3 separate regions of the Homo sapiens genome follow, and all the other regions are linked to region 2. Evidence: chromatin loops called from intact Hi-C (ENCODE). Cell type or tissue: CD14-positive monocyte. All regions are shown on one strand. Region 1 has its middle 59 kb from the start of TRPM4. Region 2 overlaps SNRNP70 (small nuclear ribonucleoprotein U1 subunit 70). Region 3 overlaps LOC107985340 (a long non-coding RNA gene).

Region 1 (8,000 bases), 120 kb after region 2:
TCTCCTACCTCAGCCTCTGGAGTAGCTAGGATTACAGGTGCCCGCCACCATGCCCGGCTAATTTTTGTATTTTTGGTAGAGACGGGGTTTCACCATGTTGGCCAGGCTGGTCCCAAACTCCTCATCTCAGGTGATCTGCCTGCCTCGGCCTTCCAAAGTGCTGGAATTACAGGTGTGAGCCACCACACCCGGCCACTTTTTCTTCTTTTCTTTCAATAAGGTCTCACTCTGTCACCCAGGCAGAAATGCAGTGACTCAATCACAGCTCACTGCAACCTCCACCTCCTGGGCTCAAGCAATTCTCCCACTCAGCCTCCTGAGTAGCTGGTTCTACAGGCTCACACCACCATGCCCGGCTAATTTTTTGGATTTTTGGTAGAGATGGGGTCTCACCATATTGCCCTGGCTGGTCTCAAACTCCTGGGGTCAAGTGATCCACTCACCTCGGCCTCTCAGAGTGCTGGGATTACAGGCGTGAGCCACCGTACCCGGCCTCCAGTACTTTCTATATATGTGTGTCCAGCATTGTTTTAAGTGCTTCACGTGCGCTACATCAGTGAACCCTATGATAACCATACAAGGTAGGTTCTATTATTGTCTCCATTTTGCAGATGAGAAAAGTGAGACACAGAAAAGTAGCTCAAATAAAGTCACACATAGAAAGTAGCTGAGTTGGGGGTTGGGCGTGGTGGCTCATGCCTGTAAAACAGCACTTTGGGAAGCCAAGCAAGTGGATCACTTGAGGCCAGGAGTTCGAGACCAGCCTGGCCAATATAGCAAAACCCCATCACTACTAAAAATACAAAAATTAGCCGGGTGTGGTAGCGGACACCTGTAGTCCCAGCTACTCGGGAGGCTGAGGCAGGAGAATCACTTGAACCCAGGAGGCGGAGATTGCAGTGAACCGAAATTGTGCCACTGCACTCCAGCCTGGGTGACAGAGCAAGACTCTGTTTCAAAAGAATAATAAAAAATAAAAATGGAAAGTGGCTGCGTTGGAACAGAAATCTGGGCAATCCAGAGAGCATCTGTAATGCACGATTTTATATTTGGAAATGTCAACTGCCGTGAAGTCACAGGAACTCACTCAGTCCATGTGCAAGTTTGAGCTTTTGTCTCTCAGCTGCAAATCCACCCTTGCCTCCGCTCTGTGATGTTGGGGCGGAGCCTCTGCAAGCCACGTTTTTGCTTTCCCAGCTGGGTTGCTATAAGCCCCGGCCTAAAGAGGGCGCTAGACGGAGACCGGCCATTGGAGGAGGAAGCAGGGATTTGCTCCACCTATTTGCTTCAGGCATCCGAGCAAGCGTCGCCCCAGAACAACGCTCCCTCTGACAGCAGCAGTTGCTTCCAGGTTTTTTGTTTGTTTGTTTGTTTTTTGTTGTTGTTGTTGTTGTTAAGACGGAGTCTTGCTCTGTCGCCCAGGCTGGAGTGCAATGGCGCGATCTCAGCTCACTGCAACCTCTGCCTCCTGGGTTCAAGCAATTCTCCTGCCTCAGCCTCCTGAGTAGCTGGGATTACAGGCATCCGCCACCACGCCCAGCTAATTTTTGTATTTTTAGTGGAGACAGGATTTCACCATGTTGGTCAGACTGGTCTCGAACTCCTGACTTCAGGTGATCCAGCCACCTTGGCCTCTCAAAGTGCTGGGATTACAGGTGTGAGCCACCACGCCCGGCCCTCTTCCAGGTTTCAAGTTTTATTTTTTTGGCACCTCCCTAACCTGTTTCTTTTTCTATTTCTGTCGCCCAGGCTGGAGTGCAGTGGTCGAGGCTCACTGTAGCCTTGACCTCCCAGGCTCAAGCCATACTCCCGCCTCAGCCTTCAGAATAGCTGGGACCACAGGTGCACGCCACCACACCCAGCTAATTTTTTGTTTTCAAATTGTTTCGTAGAGATGGGGGTCTCGCCATGTTGCCCAGGTGGGTCTCAAACTCATGGGATCAAGGGATCCTCCAACCTCGGCCTCCCAAAGTGCTGTGATTACAGGCATGAGCCACCACGCCGGATGCCATAACCAGCATCATTGTCAGCCTTCTGTCACACCAGCGCCACCCTGGTAGCCCCTGGCTCTAGTCTGGGTTTCAGTTCTGCAGGGCTGCTGCCTCAACATTTTAGGTTCTGATAGCTGTATTCTCAGTCCTGGAGTGACAGGTGTAGCCTGCAGTTACTATTTTTATACGGTGCAGTTACTATTTCTGCGCTGTTTCTTCTCATTCCTTTCACGGTTTCCTGAGACCTGTTTAATTTATCTGAGACCCGTGTATTAATTCATCTCTGTTGAAGTATCTATATAACAGGAAAACTCCAGGTCGTGTGTGTAGAAATCTGACGTGAGTCATCAAGATGGAGAATTTGCACGAATTCCACATGTAAAGCGATTTGGAGACCAAAAATTCCTTAATTGAAGAGGAGGCTGGTACTCTTGAGGAATTACCCTAAAATAACTGCTGCAAGCTTATATTTTGCATCTTCCATTCAAATAGGACTTGTCTCCGTTTATGCAGTAACTGTGTATTGGGGAAAGGAAAATACTCAGACCTTTTAGGGATTAGCAGACACTGGCCCGGCCTATTTATTCATTTTTGAGATGCAGTCTCACTCTCTTGCCCAAGTTCGAGTGCAGTGGTGTGATCACAGCTCACTGTGGCCTGGCTCAAGTGATCCTCCTGCCTCGGCCTCCTGAGTAGCTGGGATCACAGGTGCACGCCACCATGCCCATCAAATTTTTTTTTAAAAAAATTTAGGCCAGTGCGGTGGCTCATGCCTGTAATCCCAGCACTTTGGGAGGCCGAGGCAGGTGGATCACCTGAGGTCAGGAGTTCGAGACCAGACTGGCCAACATGGCGAAACCCTGTCTCTACTAAAAATGCAAAAATTAACCGGGCATGGTGGTGTGTGCCTGTAATCCCAGCTACTAGGGGGGCTGAGGAAGGAGGATCACTTGAACCTGGGAGGCGGAGGTTGCAGTGAGCCGAGATCATGCTGCACTCCAGCCTCCGCAACAGAGCGAGACTCCATCTCAAAACAAACCAAAAAATTGGTCTTTAATAATTTTTTATTTTTGAGACGGAATCTCGCTCTGTCACCCAGGCTGGAGTGCAGTGGCGCGATTTCAGCTTAATGCAACCTCCACCTCCCGAGTTCAAGCGATTCTCCTGCCTCAGCCTCCTGAGTAGCTGGGATAACAGGTGTGCGCCACCACGTCTGACAAATTTTTGTATTTTTAGTAGAGACAGGGTTTCACCATGTTGGCCAGGCTAATAAAGTTTTAAAATAAAAAAATAAAAGAAAAAAGAAAAATACACCACATTTGAGGTATTTTCCAACCCATTTAGTGAGTAACCTACAAAAATGCCAACTCGGAGTGTCGTCCAAGTGCGTGAGAAGGCTCTGCATCCGGCTGATGCTGAGCTTAAGCTCAGTCTTGTGACTCAGCAGCTCACATGATACTCAGAAAAGAATGTGGCAAATCGAGATGCTGTATGACCTCCAGAAAGTGCCAATAGGAGCATTTTCCGGCATAAACTCGTAGGGTTTTGGCACAAAGCCATGCCATCTTCTGCACACAACTCATCTCTGTGAAGAAACAATTCCTTGTCTCGGTTAGAGATAGATACCTGGCCATGGAGCACCGAGCAATGATAAAACCTGAGCTGACCATCAGGAACTCGGTGTAATCCGACCCACAAATCCAGAAGATTGAGCACAGGCAATGGCAGTGCATCAGGTGGAAATAAGAAATAAAGTGTTGGCCGGGCGCCATGGCTCACTCCTGTAATCCCAGCACTTTGGGAGGCCGAGACAGGTGGATCACCTGAGGTCAGGAGTTCGAGACCAGCCTGGCCAACATGGAGAAACCCCCATGTCTACTAAAAATACAAAATTAGACAGGCATGGTGGCGCATGCCTGTAATCTCAGCTACTCCGGAGGCTGAGGCAGGAGAATTGCTTGAACCTGGGAGGCAGAGGTTGCGGTGAGCTGAGATTGCACCATTGCACTCCAGCCTGGGCAACAAGAGCGAAACTCCATCTCAAAAAAAAAAAAAAAAAAAAAAGAACTAAGGTGTTGGCATAAGCAATGACACAAGCAAATTGCTTGAGTGGACAGCACAGACCGTTCTGCCATCTATACCCACTGTTTTGTCTTCTCTCCATTTATACCCATGGCTTCATGGACAGCTCCTCATGACTTTTTTTCTTTTCTTTCTTTCTTTTTTTTTGAGATGGAGTCTTGCTCTGTTGCTCAGGCTGGAGTGCAGTGGTGCGATCCTGGCTCACCACCTCTGCCTCCCAGGTTCAAGTGATTCTCCTGCCTCAGCCTCCCGAGTAGCTGGGACTACAGGTGTGCACCATCACGCCCAGTTAATTTTTGTACTTTTAGTAGAGACGGGGTTTCCCCATGTTGACCAGGCTGGTCTCAAACTCCAGACCTCAGGTGATCTGTCCTCCTCGGCTTCCCAAAATGCTGGGATTACAGGTGTGAGCCACCGCACCAGGCAGCTCCTCGTGATTAATTGAACTGGGGAGGACACAACTTTGGGCTGGTTTTTAGATGGCTCAGCATGATATACTAGGATTCTCAGAGTCAGCCACATTGCAGCCCTCAGAGGAACCAGCACTAGCCTGGCAGTCTCCCTTCCCAGAAATCTGAGCCCCAGCTCAGCAATGCCCACTTCTGAGCTGGGCAGCAACCCTGAGCAACCAATCTCAAGAGCCCTGAGGTTCATCTGATCCTCTCTTTGGTAACATAGCAGGATTGGCTCAGCAAGCCTGCGCTGACGCCACAGATACAGAAGAACAGGCTGATACCAGCTGCTGAGCCCCAGAGGCTGCCCTTTTCTAGCCAGAACATTTTTTCTGACCAGGAAGCTGTCATCGCCACATAGCTGTTTCTCCTCTTCCCCGATTCTATAAATACAAAAACACAGTCCTTCTTTACTGGGATGCTGCTGGCCACGGTGCAGGCAGACCGTTCATGTTTAGCCGGAGTCACGGGCTGGAGGGATGCTCCCTCCTCTACCTGTGCGTCTTCCCTCAGTGAATCTATTCCTGTCTCTATCACACAGGCCTAGTGGTGTGTGTGACAGTTGGTGACCACAGAGGAAAATTCTCCATCTGTCCTGCTGCCGTGTTCTTTTTGTTTGTTTGTTTTTAGACGAAGTCTTGTTCTGTTGCCCAGGCTGGAGTGCAGTGGCGCGATCTTGGCTCACTGCAACCTCCACCTCCCCAGTTCAAGGGATTCTCCTGCCTCAGCCTCCTGAGTAGCTGGGATTACAAGTGCCCGCCACCATGCCCGGCTAATTTTTGTACATATATATGTGTGTGTGTGTGTGTGTGTGTGTATAGGTATATACATATATATATGTATATATACACATATATTCGTATATATGTGTATATACACATATATTCGTATATATGTGTATATACATATATATTTGTATATGTGTATATACATACATACATATGTATATACACACATATGTATGTATGTATGTATGTATATATATATATATGTATTTTTTTTTTCTGAGACTGAGTCTTGGTCTATCACCCAGGCTGGGGTGCAGTGGCACAATCTTGGCTCACTGCAACCTCTGCCTCCCCAGTTCAAGCCATTCTCCAGCCTCAGTCTCCCGAGTAGCTGGGACTACAGGCGCCTGCCATCACGCCTGGCTAATTTTTGTATTTTTAGTAGACACAGGGTTTCACCATGTTGGCCAGGCTGGTCTCGAACTCCTGGCCTCAAGTGATCCGCCTGCCTCAGCCTCCGAAAGTGGTGGGATTACAGATGTGAGCCTGTGAGCCACCACACCCAGCCTGGTGCTGTGTTTGCAAGCAACATGGAGTTTGGCCCACTATGGAGGTGGAAGACATTCCCTCCTAATGGTGGTGGCAGGTCACATGTAAGGCCAGTGAGTAAACTGGATGTCCATGAAGCCAGGGTGGGCAGCAGAGCTGTGGTCAGCTAGTGCAGTGTACTCTGGAGAGGCTGCTGACGGGGTGGGGATGGCTGTGGTGTCCCCTCACCCGGGACCTGGTGAGGCCCCCTAAGATGCTGTCTGTTCCAGGTCTCAGGTGCAGGGAAAGACAGATGACTGTAAACAGAATGTGTAAGACACCAGAGGCCCCCAGACAAGCAAGTCATTTGAAAAACATGGTTCATTGTATACAAAAAGAAATCTCTAGGTAGCGGGGCTGCAGGTTTTCAGAGGAAAGGAGGCAGGAGGCTGGGATGAGGGCTAAAGAGTGCAGATGCAAATTACAAAATTAACCGAGTGTGGTGGTGGGCGCCTGTGGTCCCAGCTACTCAGGAGGCTGAGGTGGGAAGATCACTTGAGCCTGGGAGGTCGAGGCTATGGTGAGCCGTCATCACGCCACTGTACTCCAGCCTGGGTGACAGAGGGAGACCCTGTTTCAGAAAAGAAAAAGACGGAGGCCAAGGAACTGGTAATATCAAAAGGACGACGAGTGTAACTAGAGGGAACGGAGCTGTAAGGTTGGCTCAAAGCTGCAACCAAGCAAATGGGCTGCGGCCAAAACTGGGATGGATTTGCCTTTTTATTTATTTTTTATTTTTATTGTATTTTTTTGAGACGGAGTCTCACTTTGTCACCCAGGCTGGAGTGCAGTGGTGCAATCTCGGCTCACAGCAAATTCCACCTCCCGGGTTCAAGCGATTCTCCTGCCTCAGCCCCCCAAGTAGCTGGGACTATAGGCACGCGCCACTACTCCTGGCTAATTTTTGTTTGTTTTTGTTTGTTTGTTTGTATTTTTAGTAGAGACGGGGTTTCACTGTGTTAGCCAGGATGGTCTCGATCTTCTGACCTCATGATCCACCTGCCTTGGCCTCACAAAGTGCTGGGATTACAGGTGTGAGCCACTGCACCCGGCCGGATTTGCCTTTTTAGAACAAAGACGTAGGCAAGCCAAGGGGCTGATACACACAACCAGATTAAGTTTGGAAAAACTGTGGGCATTGGACACACGCTTTTGCTTCTCTTGAATATCTAGGATTGGGATGGCTGGATGGTATAGGAAGTGTATGTATGACTTTATAAGAAATTGCCAAAATCTTTTCCTAAGTAGTTGCACCGTTTGAATTTTGAATTTCCACCAGCAATGCATGAGAGCGTTCTAGTGGCCCTGATCCTTACCAGGACCTGCTATTATCAGTGCTTATGATTTTTTGTGTTTTTTTTGAGACAGAGTCTCTCTCTGTCACCCAGGCTGGAGTTAGTGGTGTGATCTCGGCTCACTGCAACCTTCACCTCCCAGATTCAAGCAATTCTCCTGCCTCAGCATCCTGAGTAGCCAATATTACAGGTGTACACCACCACACCCAGCTAATTTGTTGTATTTTTAGTAGAGATGGGGTTTCACCATGTTGGTCAAGCTGGTCTCGAACTCCTGACCCCAAATGATCAACCCACCTCGGCCTCCCAAAGTGCTAGGATTACAGGCGTGAGCCACCATGACCAGCAAGTTGTGTTTGTTTGTTTGTTTGTTTGTTTGTTTTTAGCACAAAGTATTGGCTGGGCACGGTGGCTTACACCTGTAATCCCAGCACTTTGGGAGGCTGAGGTGGGAGGATCACTTGAGGCCAGGAGTTCGAGACCAGGCTTGGGCAACATAGTGGGACTTTATGCCTACAAAAAATTTTTTAAAATTAGCTAGGTGGGGTGGTGTGTGCACCTGTAATCCCAGCTACACGGGAGGCTGAGGTGGGAGGATCATTTGAGCCTGCGAGTTTGAGGCTACAGTGAACTATGATTGCACCATTGCACTCCAGCCTAGGTGACAGAGCAAGACTCGGTCTCCCCGCCCCACCCCCCCAAAAAAAAGGATCAGGTAATGTGTACAAGTTTTTGTTTGAAGACCTGTCTTCAGTTCTTTTGGGTAGGTACCTAGGGGTGGAATGACTGGGTCATATATATGCTAATTCTGTGCTTAACTTTTTGAGGAACTGCCAAACTGTTTTACACAGTGGCTGGACCATT
Region 2 (8,000 bases):
GCCTGTAATCCCAGCACTCTGGGAGGCTGAGGTGGGAGGATTACTTGAGTGATCCAGGTTCGAGTGGTGAATATGGTGAAACCCTGTCTCAACTGAAAATATAAAAATTATCTGGGTGTGGTAGCAGGGGCCTCTAATTGCAACTACTTGGGAGGCTGAGGCAGGAGAATCACTTGAACTCAGGAGGCAGAGGTTGGGGTGAGCTGAGGTCATGCCACTGCACTCCAGCCGGGGTGACAGAGCAAGACTCCGTCTCAAAAAAATGCAGTGGGCTGTGGGAGGATAGGGATGAAACAAGTCCGTCCACGTGTTGATAATGGAAGCGGGCTCATGGGAGTTCGTTATACTGCTCTGCCTCCATTAAATGCTTGAACTTCTCCATAATAGAAAAGAAATAAAAGAATGGATCAAGTTCAGTAGGGTTTCTGTGCCCTTGAGAGCCTCCACTCATAGCTATAGAAGCTTGCTGTGCCTTGTCACAATGAACAGCTCCCGTCAAGGGGACGGTGCCTCCTTGCTGAGCGCTTGTACTTGGTGTTACTGACTTTCTCACAGCTTCCAAGTGCAGCAGGGGTTGCTACTCCCATTTTTAAGATAAAGAAATGGAGGCTTGTTGAGGCAAGCACGCTTCCAAAGAGTGAGAGTTCCAAGATGGGACCTCGAGTACCTCAAAGCCTAATTCCCAACTCCACGACCCACTTCCGTTGAGTCTCTGCTCTGGGCTGCTACTTAGATGAGCCCTCAACCAGTGATGTCCTGAGGGAGAGCTGCCGTCAGGGCGCTGCACGCATACGCTGGCTGTGGGGCGCTGCCCGGCATTGGGTCTGTGCTACCTTCTTTGAGCTTTTGTTCTCTATCTTCAGGACTTGGGGGTACCATTGCTTTGCTGCATTTGCTTTTTACCTTTAGTCACATTTGTGGCCCCCCCACCCCGGGTAAGCAAGTGCTCCAGGGAACTCACACAGTGTGCTGGGGTGGTTTCCCTCTGGCTGCCCTTCAGGAAGCTCAGCTGTTGTTTGGCCTTCGTCCACTCCCCAGCCCTGCAGCATTCATTGGTCCCACTGTCATGCTCCACAGTAACTGTTAGAATGCCTGCTGTCTGGCGTTGCCGGGTGTGTTTCCTTGCTGCTGTGACAGCTTTCAGCTCTTCATTAAATGTTAGCATCTTGTGAGGCTTTTTCTAACCTGCCTTGTAAAGTCACCCGTTTCTATTCTCTGTCGTCATCTGATGTGATCATAGGATCTCCTTATTTACCTCTTTCATTAGCATATGAACCCCATGAGGGTAGACACCTTTTTTTTTTTTTTTTTGGAGACAGTCTCACTCTGTTGCACAGGATAGACTGTAGTGGCACGATCTCGGTTTACTGCAACCTTCATCGCCTCCCTGGTTCAAGCGATTCTCTTGTCTTAGTCTCCTGAGTAGCTGGACCACACCCAGCTAATTTTTTGTGTATTTTTAGTAGGGATGAGGTTTCGCTGTGTTGATCAGGCTGGTCTTCTTGAACTCTTGGTCACAAGTGATCCGCCTGCCTTGGCCTCCCAAAGTGCTGGCATTACAGCTGTGAGCCACTGCGCCCAGCACCTTTTTTTGTCTTGTTTACTGCGAAATCCCCAACAACTATAGCATTTCCAGGCACATAGTAGATGCTTAAGAATTACTTACTTACAAGAGCACAAACATCGGCGAATAAAAAGAATTACCTATTGAATGAATGAGAGTTAGCTGGTGCAAAAAAAAAAAAAAAAAAAGCCAGTGCAGATTGAGAGACCTGGCCATAGAAAATTACAACGCTCAGGGATAAGGTATGGCAAGGAACGTTTTTTGTTTTTTGTTTTTTTTTTCGCTTTATTGCCGAGGCTGGAGTTCAGTGGTATGATCTCGGCTCACTGCAATCTCCACCTCCCAGATTCAAGCAATTCTCCTGCGTCAGCCTCCCGAGTAGCTGGGACTATAGGCGCACACCACCATGCCCTGGTAATTTTGTATTTTTAGTAGAGACGGGGTTTCGCCATGTTTGCCAGGCTGGTCTCAAACACCTGACCTCAGGTGATCCGTCCGCCTTAGCCTCCCAAATTGCTGGGATTACAGGTGTGAGCCACTGTGCCCAGCCTGGCAAGGAACTTGAGGAGTGGGTGGAGAGAACGCTGAGATGGAGTTGTTTTCAGACGTTTCCATTTGTCCCAGATAGCGATTCCCTTAAATTGTGGCTTAGGCTTCTGTTTTCTAAAATATTCTTAGGCCAGGTGCGGTGGCTCACGCCTGTAATGCCAGCACTTTGGGAGGCCGAGGCAGGCAGATCACCTGAGGTCAGGAGTTCGAAACCAGCCTGGCCAACATAGTGAAACCCCGTCTCTACTAAAAATACAAAAGATTAGCTGGGTGTGGTGGTGTGTGTTTGTAATCCCAGCTACTTGGGAGGCTGAGGCAGGAGAATCGCTTGAACCCGGGAGGCGGAGGTTGCAGTAAGCCGAGATCTCGCCATCCATTGCACTGACCTTGGGCAACAAGAGTGACACTCCATCTCAAAAAAAGTACATTCCTTAAAGTCATCTTGACCTTAGTTTATACTTGTAGTTAAATTCTCTCATAAGAAACAAATCTGGCGGGACGCGGTGGTTCATGCCTGTAATCCCAGCACTTTGGGAGGCCGAGGAGGGCGGATCACCTGAGGTCAGGAGTTCGAGACCAGCCTGGCCAACATGGCGAAACCCCATCTCTACTAACAATACAAAAATTAGCTGGATGTGGTGGTGCACGCCTGTAATCCCAGCTGCTTGAGAAGCTGAGGCAGGAGAATTGCTTGAACCTCGGAGGCAGAGGTTGCAGTGAGACGAGATTGCGCCATTGCACTTTAAGCCTGGGCAACAGAGCAAGACTCTGTTTAAAAAAAAAAAAAATCTGAGACTTTATTTCTCTAGCTTCTGGCAACACCCACACTGTCTTCCTGAAAAGGTAGCACCCGAGGGTTCGGGGAAGGAGCCTGGTAGTTCAAGTGCCCGGGGTGAGAGGTGAAGTCTGCCTTGGCCCTTCGCCACTTTAACACCTCCCTTTTTCTGTGTCTCGAGTTTGTTCTGTTTTACTTCCATTTGCAAAATAGTAATAAATAAATATCAGTGTCCAGCACTGTGTCTGGGCCATAGTACGTGTTCAGTAAATTATATGTCTAATGTTCCATTATTGGAACGCTAAGCATGTGGGAGTTATTTATATCCTACTGCTCGGGTCATCACCAGGGTCTGATTTTTCACACGTGTCTGCAATTCAAAAAATTGCAACCTCTGGCATAAATGGGTTAATGTTATTCCTTTTCTCATGCTCTCCCAGAATGTGACAGGGCTTCCGAGGGAAACACTATACCATGGAAGAACCGGCAGAGTGTCCTTAAGGCCCCGGCAGGAGTCAGGGTCATTATGTGCTGGAGCCACCATATTTGGTGAAAAGGACTTATTCCCAGGCCTGACCCAGCAGGATCACCTATGAAATTGGTTTCTTAGGAGATTCCTGGCTCTTTTCTTTGGAGATTGTTATTCCTTAGTAGCCAGGTAGAACAGTTTGCCTCACAGTAGTGAGGCTGGAGTGAGAATCTGATCTGACGCTAGTCAGTTCCTGGGTTCCTTTTTAGAGACACAGGGCACAGACAGGAAAGCAGAGCTTACTTAGTGTTTGCTTTCCTGGCTCTCATTCTTAGCCTTGGGGCAGCTTGGTCTCAGGTTTTCCTGTGGGCTGTAGTTGCAGTCTGTGTCCAGTAGGTGGCAGTGTGGCCCTGCCTACAGGAGGGAGCTCAGAACCTGGGGGCATCAGCTGCATCTCCAGGGAGGCCCAGTTGGGCTATTACTGTTTGGATCACCTTGCATCTGGGAGCGATAGGGCCCTTAGGGTTTATGTAGGTCTGAAATGGCAGTTGGGCCTGCCCACATCCTGTCAGCTTGAAGTCAGCCTTACCTCCTCTCCTCAGCAGCCTGGATTATCTCTCAGCCACTCTGATAAAGCCCACTGTGCCTCAGAGAAACAGGTTCAGAGAGGGGCGTCCCTGAGGTTGCCAGGTCACCACCCATGTTCCTCCAGTTAGGGGCCTCTCCCAATGCCACCGTTTTCTTCTTGGCCTCTGCCCATCGTATTTGTTTTGCTACCTGAGACCATGGACACCTTCAACTTATAAAATTCCTTTCTTCCTGCACAGGGGACCCTCACAATGATCCCAATGCTCAGGGGGATGCCTTCAAGACTCTCTTCGTGGCGAGAGTGGTAAGTCCCCAGCTCCTAGCTCCTGGAACCCCACGCTGCTGAGAGCCTGGGTCTGGCACAAAGGTCAAATAGGCTAGGTACAGGGGAATGTTCCAGGGGCTGTGGGACAGCTCTGTTCTCCCATTTAACGTCATATCCATCTCCTTGTAGAATTATGACACAACAGAATCCAAGCTCCGGAGAGAGTTTGAGGTGTACGGACCTATCAAAAGAGTAAGTGGAGTGGGTCAGGGTGTTTGAATTGGGGGTGCATGGAGGAGGGGCTGTATCCTGAGAGGGAGGGAGAGAGGTCCCAGCCCTGAGCATGGCTCACACCATTTCAGGGCCTGGATTTATGCATCCTGACTGTATCTCCATGCAGCAGACCTTGGGCAGCAGAAGTAAAATGAGAAGTAATGACTGCTGGTGGTTGGTTGAGAGCAGGGGTTGGCAAACTACAGACTTAAAGTTTTCCTGCTGCTCAGCCAGGCAGGTCTGTTTGTTTACACATTGTCTTTGGCTGCTACTGTTGTAAGGCAGGGTTGGATTGTTGCAACAGTATACGGCCGTCCAAGCTGGAAATATCTACTCTCTGGGTCTTGGCAGAATACCTATGCTGAGTCCCGTTTTAGAGGAAGGCTTTGTTTTACCAATCTTCTTTTAAGTCACTGAAGTGCTCTGTGTCTGATTTCCTTTATCTAACATGGGAGACGCATGCCTTCACTGGGCAGTAGTGAGGGCTTGAGGCCATCCTACACACAAACTGATGTTAGCCATGTCTCTTCTCCCTGCTCTGTTTCTGATACGTCTTTTAAAAATATTTATACATGTCAGGCCGGGTGCAATGGCTCACACCTGTAATCTCAGCTCTTAAGGAGGCAGAGGCGGGAGGATAGCTTAAACCCAGGAGTTCGAGACCTGCCTGGGCAATATAGCAAGACCCCGTTCTCCACACAAAGGAAAAAAAAAGTATTGTTGGGCCAGGCACGGTGGCTCACGCCTGTAATCCCAGCACTTTGGGAGGCCGAGGTGGGCGGATAACCTGAGGTCAGGAGTTCGAGACCAGTCTGACCAACATGGTGAAACCTGGTCTGTACAAAAAAAAAAAAAATACAAAAATTAGCTGGGCATGATAGCGGGCGCCCGTAATCCCAGCTACTGAGGAGGCTGAGGCAGGAGAATTGCTTGAACCCAGGAGGCGGAGGTTGCAGTGAGCCGAGATCACACCACTGTACTCCAGCCTGGGCAACAGAGTGGGACTCCATCTTAAAAAAAAAAAAAAGTATTGTAGGCTGGGCGTGGTAGCTCACGCCTGTAATCCCACATGTTGGGAGGGCGAGGCAGGCAGATCACCTGAGGTCAGGAGGCAAGACCAGCCTGGCCAACATGGCGAAACCCCGTCTCTACAAAAATACAAAAGATTAGCCGAGTGTGGTGTCTCGTGCCTGTGTGTGTGTGTGTATGTGCATGTGTATATATGTGTACACACACACACACACGTTGTTCTGCCTTGCACAGCCCAGTGACAACCTTGGCCCCACCCTTGTCCCTCTGATCCATTCAAGTCAGGAATCTTGGTTGTGTTTTGGAGGCTGTGGGGTCCCAGGTTCATCCATGATACAGGTTGGTCGCCAACTGGTAGTGATGTGAATGGCGAACTAGCCATCCTTTAGGGACCAGCTCAAATGCTGTTACCTCCCAGAAATCTTCCCTGGTTCATTCTGGCCACCTCTGTCTCAACAGCCCTGCCTTGCCCGTTGTTCTCCCTGACATGGTCCCCAAGGGGTCTTTCTGACATCCAGAGCTGACCCCATCTCTGCTGACAGCATCCCATGGGTCCCTAGCATGTTAGGACAGGTCCAGCTGCCACCATCTGGCCTTCCAGGGCTCTTCCCCAAGCTGTGTGGCCTCATGGACCTCCACCCCACCCCATCTCCTCCCTTCTCTTGCTGCCATCCTCGGGATGGGACGCATCCCTCATCGTGCCACGTTCTCTCAAGCCTCCCTGGCTGTGCACGTGTCCTTTCTTTTTCCCTTAGAACTTCCCTGTCCTTGGCCAGGCACAGTGGCTCACGCCCGTAATCCCAGCACTTTGGGAGGCCGAGAAGGGCAGATCATGAGGTCAGGATTTCAAGACCAGCCTGGCCAACATGGTGAAACCCCATCTCTACTAAAGATACAAAAAATTACCCAGGTGTGGTGGCGCACGCCTGTAATCCCAGCTACTTGGGAGGCTGAGGCAGGAGAATCGCTTGAACCCGGGAGGTGCAGGTTGCAGTGAGCTGAGATTGAGCCATTGCACTCTAGCCTGGGCAACAGAGCAAGACTCTGTCTCCAAAAAAAAAAAAAAAAAAAAGAATTCCCGTCCCATTGGCATTCACAACTCCCTCCTGTTTCCCTAATTCCATTTGTGTCCTCCTGACTCCACGTAGACCACCCACATTGGCCCTTCCTTGCTCAACACCCTTCCCAGCTCCTCAGCGACCACACTTCTCGGCCTGGCATTGGGGCGCTTGATGACCCCGGGCCTGCCCACCTTTGTGGCTTCATCTCCTGGGACTCTCTGTCATCAGTACATGAGCCAGCCCTGCCGAAGCGCATCCCCAGCCTCCTGCCCTCCTGCCCCCGGGCCCTTGGACCTCTGGAGTTACTGCTATTCCACCTGACAGGCTGACACCTCACTGTCTTCCTTCATCTCTCTTCTTTCTTTAGGTCTTAGCTTAAGTGTCATTTTCTCCAGGAAGCCGCCTCTGTGTCCTCTGCTCCTGCCATTAGAACATAAGTCACTCAGGGCTCTTGAAGGACAGAGAGGGTCTGAGGCCTCATCCGGCCCAGGGCCTGGTGTGCAGGCTGTTGTGGGGTTGGTGGGGCGGAGCCGCCCTGTGGCAGGACTCACCCCTGTCCCCATGTGCCCCACAGATACACATGGTCTACAGTAAGCGGTCAGGAAAGCCCCGTGGCTATGCCTTCATCGAGTACGAACACGAGCGAGACATGCACTGTGAGTACCTCCCGCCGAGCCCTGCCCTCTGACCTGCTCTCACTTCTCTGCTGCCCCAGCCCCTCCCAGTCTGTCCCCTCCCCCACCCTGCCACACCTGACATTAGCGATGTCTCTTCTCCTCCTCCCTCTGTTTCTGATGTATCTTTTTTTTTTTTATATACGTGTTTTTTAAAAAACAAAAACCAAATCCCCCACAACGTGTGTGTGTGTGTGAACCTGGGGAGGTAAGTGTCACACGTTGAACCTCAGGGGCAAAGAGGGAACTGGGTGGGGGGCTGGGGCCAGCTGGAGGTGGGGGGAGGGGTCGGATTTTGGGGGAACCTCCCCCATTCCCCCCACTGAAGTTGGGGGTGGCCAGGTTGCAATGAGGACTGGCCTTTGAACCTGCCCTCTCTTCCCCCCCCAGTAGAACTGGGGCTGGGCCACCCGACCCTCCGCTTCCCCAACCCTGGCCCCCCACCCTGTTCCTCAGCGGGCAGTGGGGTGATAGGCATGTTGAGCGCCTGCCCCTACAGTTCCAAAGCCCCCTTTGAGGCTGCCGCGGCGTCCACATGGGCAGGGATGGGTGGGGGAGGGTGGGCAGGGCTGCGGCGTGTCCAGGGGCCGCCGTATTAATTGACTGTTCTTATTGTCACTGCAGCCACCACGCAGCTGGCTTGCAGCTGATGCTTACGCTCCCCTTACAACACCTCAGTGTATGGTTGGTATAAGGGTTTGTATCATGGGTAAGATCACTCAGCACCGCACACCAGCCCAGCTTAGCCAGGCA
Region 3 (8,000 bases), 130 kb after region 2:
CATGAGGACTAGCTGGGCCGCAGCTTAAAGGGACATTTCATAGCTTAAAAAAGACAAACTGTTGGTCCTGCCACCTCCAACTACAAAGGTGTTGCAACTGATAAGCCTTTTGGGATCTTGAGGACGCCACATCTCACGTGTGGAAATTTCACTAACGTGGCTGCAGCAAGTGACCAGACAGATGGCCGCATTTGAGTGGGAGCCTCTTTAGCAAGAGCTTTTTAAAATCAAGCTCCACCCAGGAGCTCTTTATCTTCTTCAGAACCCACGGGATTACAGACATCTGCACCAGCCCCCGTGGGACCTTGGAGTCCAGGAGAATGAATACCAAGGCATTGATGCTCATGCTCCCTGCTGGCTGGTGAGTAATAAAGTCCCTTGTCTCTGGCCCAGGAGTCTTGTGTCTTCTGGCAACATTTGTGAAACAGTAATGGGCTAGCTTGTTTTATTTTTATTTTTATTTTTTATTTTATTGATTGATTCATTGAATTAGGGACAGGGTCTCACTCTGTCACCCAGGCTGGAGTGCAATGGTGCACTCCAACCTGGGCTCAAGTGATCCTCCCACCTCAGCCTCCCGAGTAGCTGGGACTACAGGTGCATGCCACTATGCCCAACTAATTTTTTACATTTTGTAGAGACGGTCTGGCTACATTGCCCAGAGTGGTCTCGATCTCCTGGGCTCAAGGGATCCTCCTGCTTCAGCCTCCCAAGGTGCTGGGATTACAGGCATGAGCCACTGCACCCAGCCCAGGCTGGCTTGTAAGTAGGACAAAATGAAAGTCCGGACCTGGTAGTGTGGAAAAGGATGGGATGTTGACAGAGGCGTGGCTTTCTGGAATTGGAAGGACAGGGCCTCCATGGGCCTGGTTCAAAAATATGAGAAGAATCCCTGGGATCCAGTAGGGAATTCTCTCATCCAAGTAGAGGAGGATGGCCAGGAATAGAGGTCTTCACTGTCCTACTTGTATTTTTTTTTTTTTTTTTTTTAGATGGAGTTTCACTGTTGTTGCCCAGGCTGGAGTGCAGTGGTGCAACCTCGGCTCACTGCAACCTCCGCCTCCTGGGTTCAAGCAATTCTCCTGCCTCAGCCTCCCGAGTAGCTGGGATTACAGGCAGGCACCGCCACGCCCGGCTAATTTTGTATTTTTAGTAGAGACGGGGTTTCTCCATGTTGGTCAGGCTGGTCTCGAACTCCCGACCTCAGGTGATCCACCTGCTTCGGCCTCCCAAAGTGCTGGGATTGCAAGCATGAGCCACCGCACCCAGCCTGTCCTACTTGTTAATGAGGCTCAGTGGCTACAGATAGGATCAAAATCAGTGGGCAAAACAGTGGGCAAATGGTGCCTGGCTGCACCTGGGTTCTTACCCTTCTCCAGGCAGGTGGAGGAAGAAATGGGATCATGAAAATGAGACAACAAGCCCCAGGGACCCAACCAAGAGGCAGCATGGCTGTGGCCGCTGGGTCAAAGGGTCTCTGAAACCGAAGTGGTATCAGCAACAAGGACCTTGTTATTTGTTTCTTTGTTTTGAGACAGGGTCTTGCTCTGTCACCCAGGCTGAAGTACAGTGGCGCAAACATGGCTCACTGTAGCCTCAAACTCCCAGGGCCAAGGGGTCCTCCCCACTCAGCCTCCCGAGTAGCTGGGACCACACGTATGCACCACTACACCCAGCTAATTTAAAATTTTTTTGTAGAGATGAGGTCTCGCTATGTTTCCCAGGCTGGTCGTGAGCTCCTGAGCACAAGTGATGCAATCACCTCGGCCTCCGAAAGCCCTGAGATTACAGGCATGAGCCGCTATGCCCTGCCTTGCTATTTGATATTGAGCCTTCAGTGGGCTGAAAACATTAGTGAAGATCCCACCCTGCGAGTGTTTCTGGCCCCACCACGGTCCAATTTGGATCCAGTCCACAGCTGGGTGCAGGGCTGGTCAAAGATGCTGAGGACTGGGAGGGCTGAGCCTGGCCATCTGTGGAAGAGCAGAAAGAGAGGGGCCTCTGTGCCTAAGAACTTGCTGGGTCCTGGGAGGTACCTGGGTTGCAGCTCTGGCACTGATCCTGGAGGGAGGAGCCAAGTGAGCCGATAGAGAGGTCAATAATGAAGTTTTTTTGTTGTTTGTTTTTTGAGATGGAGTCTTGCTCTGTCGCCCAAGCTGGAGTGCAGTGGCATGATCTTGGCTCACGGCAAGCTCTGCTTCCTGGGTTCATGCCATTCTCCTGCCTCAGCCTCCCCAGTAACTGGGACTACAGGTGCCCGCCACCATGCCTGGCTAATTTTTTGTATTTTTTATAGAGACGAGGTTTCACCGTGTTAGCCAGGATGGTCTCGATCTCCTGATCTCATGATCCACCCGCCTCTGCCTCCCAAAGTGCTGGGATTACAAGTGTGAGCCACCATGCCCGGCCCTTTTTTTTTTTTTTTTTTTTTTTTTGAGATGGAGTTTCACTCTTGTTGCCCAGACTGGAGTGCAATGACGCGATCTCTGCTCACTGCAAGCTCCGCCTCCCAGGTTCAAGCAATTCTCCTGCCTCAGCCTCCTGAGTAGCTGGGACTACAGGTGTGCACCACCACACCTGGCTAATTTTGTATTTTTGGTAGAGACGGAGTTTCTCCATGTTGGTCAGTCAGGTCTTGAACTCCTGACCTCAAGTGATCCGCCCGCCTCGGCCTCCCAAAGTGCTGGAACTACAGGTGTGAGCCACCGCGCCCGACCAACAATGAGTTTTTTTCCCCTGCCTTTGCTGTCCCCCTGGGATGCCCCCCAGCCCCAAGTTGCTCCAGGGCTGAGGCTGTAGTCCCTGACCCACAGACTTCTTGGTCCAAGTACCTGAATTCAACCAGTCAGGCTCCCAGTGGGAAGGGAAGCTGAAGAGATCTCGTTGGGTGTGGCACCTAGAGCCAATTCAATGTCCCGCTGTGTGGTTTCCACGACTGAGCGGGTGTAATTGGTACTGATGCTTTACATGCTCGAAAAAACTACACATGCCTTGTTATCAGAGGATTCTACCAGTCGGAGGCTGTGGCATATGCCGCCCTCTTCACCTCTACCAGAAACAATGTGGGATCCCAGTAGAAAAGGAAACACAACTGTAATGACTAAATGGCTGCTGGAGTGCTCCGGGAAGCCGTTTCCCAGTGCCACAGTGCCACCTGCCTGACACGGCCACCAAGTACACTCCTTTTAAAAAGAAAGGGCAGCTGGGCTGGGTGCGGTGGCTCACACCAAGAGGTGGGTGGATTGCTTGAGTCCAGGAGTTCAAGACCAGCCTGGGCGACATAGTGAAAACCCATCTCTGTTTTTTTTAAATTAAAATTTTATTTATTTATTTTGAGACAGAGTCTTGCTCTGTGACCAGGCTGGAGTGCAGTGGTACGATCTCGGTTCACTGCAACCTCCACCTCTGGGGTTCAAGCGATTCTCCTGCCTCAGCCTCCCCAGTAGCTGGGATTACAGGCACCTGCCACCATGCCCAGATAACTTTTGTATTGTTAGTAGAGACTGGGTTTCACCATGTTGGTCAGGATGGTCTTGATCTCTTGACCTTGGGATCTACCCACCTCTGCCTCACAAAGTGCTGGGATTACAGGCGTGAGCCACCGTGCCCGGCCCTGTCTCTCTTCTAATAAATAATAAAAAAAGAAAAGAAGGCCGCTATGAATCACTATTAAGCTCTCCTTGAAAGCAAACGCCTGGCTTGTGGTGGCCTTTGACTCCCCAGCCTCACACCCTTGTTCTCGGGTAGGTTAACTGCAGCTTCACTAGCAATACCGGAAATGGCCAAAGGTAAAGGGTACGTCTAAGAGCACAGCTGGTCTGGTCCTCAGGTCTTCTGAGTTTTACATACAAAAGTCACAGCTACCCCTGTTTCTTCTGTTTTCTGTTTCGAGACGGTCTTGCTGTGTTGCCCAGGCTGGAGTGCAGTGGCATGATCGTGGCTCACTGCAGCCTGGAACTCCTGGGCTCAAGCGATCCTCCCACCTCAACCTCCTGAGTAGCTGGGACTATAGGCATGCGCCAGCATACCCGGTTAATTTTTTAATTTTTTTTTTTTCCAGAGACAGAGTCTCGCTGTGTTGCCCATGCTGGTCTTGAACTCCTGGGCTCAAGCAATCCTCCTGCCACGGCCTCCCAAAGTGCTGGAATTACAAGTGTGAGCCGCCGCACCCCGCAGCAGCTACCCCATTTGGAGAAAACTCTCCTCCACTCCCCTGCCTGAGGCAATTCCTCTGGCTCAATGGGGCCCTCAATTCAAACGGGTTCCCTTAAACGGCTGGGCGCATTCCACTATGTTAAACCTAAAGATGTCCACTAGGGGGCAGCAACCACCTAACCCCAACACCAACTCCGGAAGACATTGATTGCAGTTTGGTTGATATTTAAGGTATTCAATGGGACTTTGTAACTTCCTCACTATCTGCGGGTGTCTGGTATTATTGATTGTTGGATCATCTTCCTCAAGAATCAGCTCAAAAAGGTTTCTGGTTTCCCCTTCCTACCTCTTCCTGATCCACACACTTTATTTATTTATTTTTTGAGACAGATGCTCTGTTGCTCAGGCTGGAGTGCAGTGGTGCCATCTCGGCTCACTGTAACCTCTGCCTCCTGGGTTCAAGCGATTCTCCTGCCTCAGCCTCCCAAGTAGCTGGGATTATAGGCGTCACCATGCCTAGGTGATTTTTGTATTTTTAGTAGAGATAGGTTTCACCATGTTGGCCAGCTGGTCTCGAACCCCTGACCTCAAGTGATCCACCCGTCTTGGCCTCCCAAAGTGGGGGGATCACAGGCGTGAGCCACCACACCCGGCCGCACACACTTTACTCAGGCCGTTTGGTCACTGAATGTGGCAGTCCCAGAAGAGGCTTCATCTCTTCTTGGCTGCATCTTGGATAGTCCCTGAGACAGAAGTGTTGGAGGAGTTACAGAGACCCGAGGTCAGGAGATCGAGACCATCCTGGCTAACATGGTGAAACCCCGTCTCTACTAAAAATACAAAAAATTAGCCGGGCTTGGTGGCGGGCGCCTGTAGTCCCAGCTACTCAGGAGGCTGAGGCAGGAGAATGGCATGAACCCGGGAGGCGGAGCTTGCAGTGAGCCGAGATCACACCACTGCACTCCAGCCTGGGTGACAGAGCAAGACTCCGTCTCAAAAAAAAAGTACAATTTTGCCCGCTGACCATTGTTGGGAATGATGCATCTTTCTTTCCGCTGGACAGCCTGGTGGTCATGCCCTCCAGATGGCAGTTGAGTCCTGAGGGGGCCAAGTAGGGGATTCAAACTAATGCTGGTTTAGGCACCAGAATCCCCTTGTTGGACCGACATGGTGCTAGATCAGGAGTTGGCACACTATAGCCTGTGGGATACATCTGGCCTGTGACCTGTTTCTGTGTGGTCTATAAACTAACAAAGCTTTTCATATATTTTAAAGAATGTGTTGTTGTTGTTGTTGTTGTTGTTGTTTTTGAGATGGAATCTCGCTTTGTCGCCCAGGCTGGAGAGCAGTGGTATGATCTTGGCTCACTGCAAGCTCCGCCTCCTGGGTTCACGCCATTCTCCTGCCTCAGCTTCCCGAGTAGCTGGGATTAAAGGTGCCCGCCACCATGCCCGGCTAATTTTTGTATTTTTAGTAGAGACGGGGTTTCTCCATGTTGGCCGTCCTGGTCTTGAACTCCTGACCTCAAGTGATCCACCTGCTTCAGCCTCCCAAAGTGCTGGAATTACAGGCGTGAGCCACGGCTCAGCCAAGAATTGTTTAAAAAAAAAAAAAAAAAAAAAAAGCCAGGTGTGGTGGCTCACCTCTGTAATCCTAGCACTTGGGGAGGCTGAAGCAGAAGGATCACTTGAGCCCAGGAGATCAAGACTAGCCTGGGCTATGTGGTGAAAGCCTGTCTCTACAAAAAATTAAAAATTAGCTGGGTGTGCTGGTGCACGCCTGTAGTCCCAGCTACTCGGGAGGCTGAGGTGGGAGGATCGCTTGAGCCTGGGAGGTCGAAGCTGCAGTGAGATATTATTGTACCACAGCTCTCCAGCCTCAGTGACAGAGCAAGATCTTGTTTCAAAAAGAAAAAAGAAAAAGATGACTATGCCACAGAAAACAAATGCCCTACAAAACCCAAAATACTATTACCTGGTTCTTTCCAGAAAAAGTTGGCTCACTCCTGTGTTAGTTGAAACAACCTGCTGATATTACTTATGTGGCTTAACTGAGACAATGTAACGGTAATTCCAGCCAAGCTTAACAACAAAATCCAATGACTGTCTCTTCTCAGGTTGGGGAGGTAAGCTGTGGCATGCCCATTGTGGATGGGGGTTGCTTTTAGGCTCATCTGTTGTCACCCTGTAATTGTTTGTAAAGACATCAAAGATCAGATCAGTTTTTTTATTTTTAAATTTCTTTTTTTGGTATTTTAGCAGATCAGCCTAAAGTTCTCTGCTCTGCTTATAATGGACAATAGAGTCGCCTTAGACTATATCCTGGTTGTCCAAAATAAGATGTACTGGTCCTCTGGGACCAGTTTTTACTTTTTTTTTTTCTGAGATGGAGTTTCACTCTTGTTGCCCAGGCTGGAGTGTAATGGCATGATCTCAGCTCGTTGCAACCTCTGCCTCCCGGGTTCAAGCGATTCTTCTGCCTCAGCCTCCCAAGTAGCTGCGATTACAGGCATGTGGCACCATGCCCGGCTAATTTTGTATTTTTAGTAGAGACGTGGTTTCTCCATGTTGATCAGGCTGGTCTTGAACTCCTGACCTGAGGTGATTCCCCCTCCTCGGCCTCCCAAAGTACTGGGATTACAGACGTGAGCCACCACACCTGGACTTTTATTTTTTTTTTATTTTAATTTTATTGTATTAGAGACAGGGTCTTGCTCTGTCACCTAGGCTGGAGTACAGTGGCGTGATCTTGGCTCACTGCAACCTCAACCTTCTGGGTTCAGGGGATCCTCCCGCCTCAGCCTCCCAAGTAGCTAGGATTACAGGTGTGCCACCACTTCTGGCTAATATTGTTTTTGTATTTTTTGTAGAGATGGGCCTTCACTACGTTGCCCAGGCTGATCTTGAACTCCTAAGATTAAATGATCTGCCGGTCTCAGCCTCCCAAACTGCAGGGATTACAGGCATGAGCCACCTTGAGACTTATTCACAGTTGGCTGAGTCTAGGACCCTGGGGGACATAGTTGAGAGTTGAGGTCAATACTCAAGGTTGGCCTGATCTTGCTGTTGGGAGTCCCATCAAAAGTAGCCTTAATTAAAGGCCGAATGAGACAAATTGAAGTGATTTTTTTTTTTTTTTTTGAGATGGAGTCTCTGTGGCCCAGGCTGGAGTGCAATGGCACAATCTTGGCTCATTGCAACCTCTGCCTCCCAGGTTTAAGCGATTCTTCTGCCTCAGCCTCCCAAGTAGCTGGGATTACAGGCACCTACCACGACACCTGGCTGTTTTTTTGTATTTTTAGTAGAGAAAGAGTTGCCCCATGTTGGCCAGGCTAGTTTCAAACTCCTGACCTCAAGTGATTTCAGCCTCCCAAAGTGCTGGGATTACAGGTGTGAGCCACCATGCCTGGCCTGAAGTGATTTTATTCCAGCCTGTTAGTTAGATGAATCAGAGTGGCTGATGGGTGTCAGAGTCATTTGAAAACTTGCCAGAAGCTAAGATGATGCGGGTCTGGGGGTGGGTATTGCTGTGTTGGGAGACTGTCCTCCACAGTTGTCTTGTGTTTCCTGCATGTTGTGTGGGGTGTGCATGGCTGCAAGGCCCTGGTCACTGTTTCTTCAGGGTTGTTTACGCAGCTGGCAAACTTGAGCAATGAGGCAACCCCTCCCCTCTCACAAAGAGAGGCTTGCTTGTTGATTGCTATAAAGAAGAGGGGGTTCCCTAAGCTCAGTGCTCCTCTCCTGTAATACAACCCTCTGTACGTGCAGGCATCCACCTGGGCCCTGGCATTGCCCTTACAGAGTTTGGAGAGAAAGGAGAACCAATGAAAACATGCTGTGTTTATG

The links. Peaks named below come from ENCODE experiments on the same cell type or tissue, not always from the same donor. Only the 100,000 strongest peaks of a DNase experiment are listed, where the experiment ranks them.
Region 1: it touches region 2 in a loop (4-fold over the local background); 77 of 110 quality-filtered maps call a loop at or near these places.
Region 3: a loop joins it to region 2, with 4 times the contacts of the local background. A loop is called at or near these places in 19 of 110 quality-filtered maps.

What each region holds. Positions count from the first base shown.
Region 1 is chr19:49,212,797-49,220,796 of GRCh38, forward strand. No RefSeq gene overlaps it. Among named protein-coding and RNA genes, the nearest start is that of TRPM4, 59 kb to the left of the region's middle. In CD14-positive monocyte, no CTCF peak of the experiment used is centred here; no DNase peak of the experiment used is centred here.
Region 2 is chr19:49,094,243-49,102,242 of GRCh38, forward strand. It overlaps SNRNP70 (small nuclear ribonucleoprotein U1 subunit 70), which reads left to right. Exons shown (of 10, transcript NM_003089.6): 5 at 4,185-4,249; 6 at 4,400-4,462; 7 at 7,148-7,229. Among named protein-coding and RNA genes, the nearest start is that of SNRNP70, 13 kb to the left of the region's middle. RefSeq lists enhancers at 5,674-6,529, 6,530-7,383. In CD14-positive monocyte, CTCF peaks have their summits at 3,746 (motif pointing right) and 3,950; a DNase peak (open chromatin) is centred at 3,749; H3K27ac peaks cover 680 bases.
Region 3 is chr19:49,221,895-49,229,894 of GRCh38, forward strand. LOC107985340 (a long non-coding RNA gene) reads left to right here. Exons shown (of 3, transcript XR_001753971.2): 1 at 1-361. Among named protein-coding and RNA genes, the nearest start is that of TRPM4, 68 kb to the left of the region's middle. RefSeq lists an enhancer at 4,185-4,234. In CD14-positive monocyte, CTCF peaks have their summits at 3,200, 4,327 (motif pointing right) and 4,527; a DNase peak (open chromatin) is centred at 4,307.